Linked DNA regions of Homo sapiens: region 2 is linked to region 1. A link is an interaction called in ENCODE POLR2A ChIA-PET data of the cell type or tissue named here. Cell type or tissue: CD4-positive, alpha-beta T cell. All regions are shown on one strand.

Evidence for each region. Peaks named below come from ENCODE experiments on the same cell type or tissue, not always from the same donor. Only the 100,000 strongest peaks of a DNase experiment are listed, where the experiment ranks them.
Region 2: POLR2A ChIA-PET joins it to region 1 with 8 read pairs; 2 of 35 experiments call an interaction of 5 or more read pairs at or near these places.

The regions. Positions count from the first base shown.
Region 1 is chr5:134,025,257-134,027,756 of GRCh38, reverse strand. It overlaps a transcript of VDAC1 not described here. Among named protein-coding and RNA genes, the nearest start is that of VDAC1, 22 kb to the right of the region's middle. In CD4-positive, alpha-beta T cell, a CTCF peak has its summit at 979; a DNase peak (open chromatin) is centred at 1,006.
Region 2 is chr5:133,929,358-133,931,857 of GRCh38, reverse strand. The region is part of intron 3 of LOC105379182 (a long non-coding RNA gene); the gene reads left to right. Among named protein-coding and RNA genes, the nearest start is that of WSPAR, 17 kb to the right of the region's middle. RefSeq lists a silencer at 1,085-1,164 and an enhancer at 1,385-1,534. In CD4-positive, alpha-beta T cell, no CTCF peak of the experiment used is centred here; a DNase peak (open chromatin) is centred at 1,397; H3K4me3 peaks cover 996 bases; H3K27ac peaks cover 1,466 bases.

The sequences.
Region 1 (2,500 bases):
CTGGAAATGAATTTATTATACCAAAAATAACAGAGTTGCAGTCATGGTAGGTGGGCAGGGAGAAGATCACGGGTAATTGAAACAAATGAAAGTTAGTGTTGGTTGTGTTGTCTTTTCAATTAATGTGGGTGGCTCGTTCTTCAGACCTTAGCTCAGCAGTCACCTTTTCAGAGGCTTTTCCAATCTTCTTTGTTTAAGTTGGTCCCCTCTGTATTATTCTGTGTCTCAGTCCCTTTTTTGTCCCACCCTGGCACTTGTCACATTTGCAAATACTTTGTCTCTCCCTGCAGCCTGAGCTGCTGGAAGGAAGGCAGGGAGGGGCTGTCGCTCTCTTGTCCCCCATGTTCTCTCCAGGGCCCGGCACAGCGCCTGCACACCTTGCTGCTCGGGAACTGGTCATGAAGCAGTGGGTCTGAGGGAGACCTGCAGGTGAAGGAGGCAACGGGAGCCCCTCTCATGGCTGCTGATGGGGCGGGAGAGGGAGGAGGGCTGGGATCATCCTATCCAGGGGCCCCTGATCCAGGGACGTCTCAGCACTTTGCAGGCCATTGACTCTTGAGAATCTGATTGAATCAGTGTTTCTCAACCTCATCACTGTTGATATCCTGGGCTAGACATTTCTTTATAGGGCGGGGTTGGGGCCTGTCCTGTGTAAGATGCTTAGCATCACCCCTGGCCACCACCTGGCAGGTGCCAGTAGCAACACCTCTTCCCCAAAGCTGTGAAGTTAAAAACATCTCCAGATATTGTCAAATGCCCCTGGGAGTCCAGGGCCAGGTTGCCCTTGGAACTGGGTCAGAAAACCAGCCTAACGCTCTAGTGGGAATGAAATCTTTGCAGCTCAGGCTTAGAAGCATTTCTTCAGCAGCCTCAGTTTCCACATCTGTAAATGAGGGAATCTGATGCCAGTTTCACACAGGGGAAAATCTGTCTTGAGAATTTACCTTTGTGCAGATCCATGCAGGCTTGGGGTGACGGGCTTGGAGAGTGCTGCCACTTGTTGGTGAGTAGGTGGGAGTGCACCCATGGCTCATTAAGCTCCAGTCCACAGGGAGGCAACTTGCCTGCCAGGTGGAATGCAGCTGGCTTGGCTGGTAAAGCCCTGGCTCTAAGACTGGGCCAGGGAAGCCGCAAATAAGGCCAGCTAGGGTGTGTGGCAGCCAGGGGAGTCAGTGGGGATGGGACATTTTTCTATCATTTTGATCAAATGTTTAGTGTTTTTTTTTTTTTTTTTTTTTTTCTGAGACGGAGTCTCGCTCTGTCACCCAGGCTGGAGTGCAGTGGCGTGATCTTGGCTCACTGCAAGCTCCACCTCCCGGGTTCACGCCATTCTCCTGCCTCAGCCTCCCGAGTAGCTGAGACTACAGGCGCCCGCCACCACGCCTGGCTAATTTTTTGTATTTTCAGTAGAGACAGGGTTTCACCGTGTTAGACGGTTAGCCAGGATGGTCTTGATCTTCTGACCTCGTGATCTGCCCACCTCGGCCTCCCAAAGTGCTGGGATTACAGGCGTGAGCCACCACACCCAGCCATTTAGTGATGTTTAAAAAAAGTTGGGCCAACTTTGTTTATTTCCCTCTCCCTTTTCCTGCAGATGCAGAGATCCCTCTCCCTTAGAATCTCTCTAATTCAGGGCTTGGATGTTCGGATTTGCATGAGGGCAGGGAGTGTGAGGGTTGGAATCATGTCTAGCTGCTTGCCCGGCAATGACTCCCCGTGGCCAGACTGGTGGTGATTCCAGGCAACTCCCTCCCCCAGGCCAGGCTCGGTGGAAAAGGCAGAAGGTTGGCACTGCCCATGGCAATCCAAACTCACATCTTTCCCTAAACCTGCCCCTCCTCCAACCCAGTAGAGGCTGGGCCAGACCCTGAGTTCCACAGCTAGAAACATCACCTCCATTTGGGAGGCTGAGGTGGGAGGATCGCTTGAGGCCAGGAGTTCAAGACCAGCCTAGGTAAAATAGTGAGACCCTATTTCTATGAAAAAAAATGAAAAGAAACTTAGCTGGGCATGGTGGTGTGCACCTGTAGTCCCAGCTAGTCGGGAGGCTGAGGTGGGAGGATTGCTTGAGCCCAGGAGTTTGAGGTTGCAGTGAGCAGAGATTGCGCCACTGCACTCCAGCCTGGGTGACAGAGTGAGAACTCAAATAAAAATAAATAAATAAATAAGAGAGAGGGAGAGAGGGAAACATCACCTCCATCACTGAATCCTACTGGCTCTACTTCCTAAATAAGTCCAATTCATCCATTTCCCCCACCCCTACTGCTGCCCTCACCTCAATTTGAGCCTCTGATATGGTCTAGATATTTGTCCCTTCCGAATCTTATGTTGACGTGCGAGTCCCAGTGTTGGAGGTGGGGCCTGGTGGGAGGTGTTTGACTCATGGGGGTGAACCTCTTATGAATGATGAATGGCTTGGTGCCCTCCCTATGGTAAAGAGTTATCATGAGATCTGATTGCTTAAAAGAGACCACAACCTCCTCCCAACCCCATGCTCCCT
Region 2 (2,500 bases), 96 kb after region 1:
CCCTCCAGTGTGCCCTTAACCGCAGCAGTCTCTGTATCCTCCTTCCACTTGGGCTTCGCTACTCCTCTGAGCCCAGTGCCAGACTCAGGGGCTGCACAGGACCCCACCCTTGCTTTCCTGGCCCTCACGCTGTGGTTCCCTCGGCCTTTCCACAACGCTTCCTGATTCTGTAGGTGCTGGAGCTTCTTCCTGCAGTGGTCAGTGGTCCATTGTCCTTGTCACACTTTTCTGACCCCAGTGAGGGGACAGTGTATTTGGATATGAATCTGTTTTGGTCTCACTGCAAGATTTGGGACACTTTTCCTAAAGTTGGGAAGGGGCTGGTGGTTCAGTGTGCAGGTTTCGCAAGCAATAGAGAATGGTACACCTGGCCTAGGCACTTGCTAAGACCTGGCAGGACCTCAGGGGGGTATCTGGCAGAGGCCCACCCTTGCTGTCACATCAGGGGTGATGTGAGACTCTTCCCTGAATGTTCTGCTGTGTACAGGACCCCCAAGAATATTGCATGACCCTAGGGAGGGAAAGAGGCCTCACTAAAACCTGACCAATGCTGGCTTTCTCATCAGCCTTGGAAAGTGGCTCATGAAACACCACCTACTCATTTTTCCCCCTAACTATAAAAGCAATTCGTCTTAGAAAATTTAGAAAATATGGAAGAATGCAAAGACGACCAGACTTACCCAGAACCCCACCACCCAGGAGGAAGCACTATTGCCATTCGGGTCTCTTTCCCTCCAGTCATGATTTTGCCTGTTTAGTGATGAATATATGCAGTTTACAGGATGAGGGTTCCACTGTAGAGAGAGTTCTGTTTGCTGCCTTTTGTTTAATAGCTGCACAATATTCTCCTGCATGGATCTGCTATCATACATTTCCCCTTTTTTGGGCTATTTGGGTTGTTTCCAGTTTTTTTTTTTTTTTTTTTTTTTTGCTATTATTAGTAATGCTGCTGGAAACGTCCTTGCATATTGGTCTTTATGTATGTCTCTGATAACGTGATTTGTCACGAGTCACTGTGCAAAGACCCAGCTTGGGTATAAGGAGGTGTCCCAACCCAGAGCTCCAAAGTTAGACACAAACACCCATTTTCAGAGCTCTTGTCCCTTTAGCGAGGGTGTAGTGTGCGCCAGATTAGAGCTAACCTTCTCTTTACCTGCCTGAATTACCTGCCTGAAGGGTTCAAGTCTTCCCCACAACCCTTTAAGGTGACAGTATTTCTGCCCCTGGTTGACAGACAAGGGAACTGAGGCACAGATAGAGGCTAACTACTTGCCCAAGATCCCATAGTCAGTGGCAATGCTGGAACTTAAAACAAACAAAAGCAAACCACCCACCGCAGTGCAGGGACGGCGGCTCTGACACAAACGTAAATCATATCGTCACTAGCTGACTCCCACATGCCCGTTCGCGTTTTCACTTTCTCTGCTGCTTGGGTTTTCCACACCCCATCTTCCGGGTGGGTGTCTGAACACTTCCAATTCAGGACTGTTGAGCCTGACACTTCCTCTGCATTCGCTTGGCTCAAAGCTCCTGTCCACCTCCATCCACCACATCTGAAACTTTGAGAAGGGAGCTTCAAAATGTCATTGGAGCTGGAACAGCACATTTGCTGGTGGGGGACCCTGCTGTGACTCACTGCTGGGCTCAGAGCCACTGGAAACATTTCTCTTGGTAAGGAGGCCAATGTGGCCAGCAGAGCTTTACAGGCCCAAGGCCCTGCCTGAGCTACCTCAGAAGAGAGGAGGCACCGTGTAGTGCTTCCAGAACGCCTCCCACGGTCTCTCAGCGGAGTGGGGACCCACGGATGTGCTGAGGAGAGAGATCCAGACTGTGGGTGACACATGCAAATGCCCAGTTGCCACATACGCTGGACTCTTCCCAGTTCCAGGAGCCTGCAAAGCTCCTGAGCCTGTCTTTCCAGAATGTTCTTCCAGCCAAAGTCTAAGGTGCTGATGAGGAAAAAGCAGAGTAAGACTGTGATGATGCTGGAGAATGTGTACCCATACTGGAGGCAGTATGGGGACTGTCGTGGGTTGACCTGTGCCATCCAAAAGACATGTTACAGTCTTAGCCCCATTATTTCAGAATGTGACTTTATTTGAAAATAGGGTCTTTACAGATGAGGTTTGTTAAAATAAGGTAACACTGGATTAGGGTGGGCCCTAAATCAACGGCTGGTGTCCTTATAAGAAGGCCATGTGACAATGGAGGTGGAGATTGGTGAGATCCAGAAGCGAGGAGACGCAGGGAATTGATTCTACCTGGAGCCTTCAGAGGGAACATGGTTCTGCAGATACTGTGATTTTGGACTTGGCCTCCAGAACTGAGAGAATACCTTTCTTTTGTTTAAAGCCACCCAGGTTATGAACACTAATATAGGGGGTGAATTGGAGGGCTTGGCCCACCCGGAGGCACTAGATTCCATTCCTAGAGGCTGGAACGATGTCCTCAAAAGAGGAAGGAAGGGTTAGGACAGGATTTTCAATCCAAAAGTCCAAGT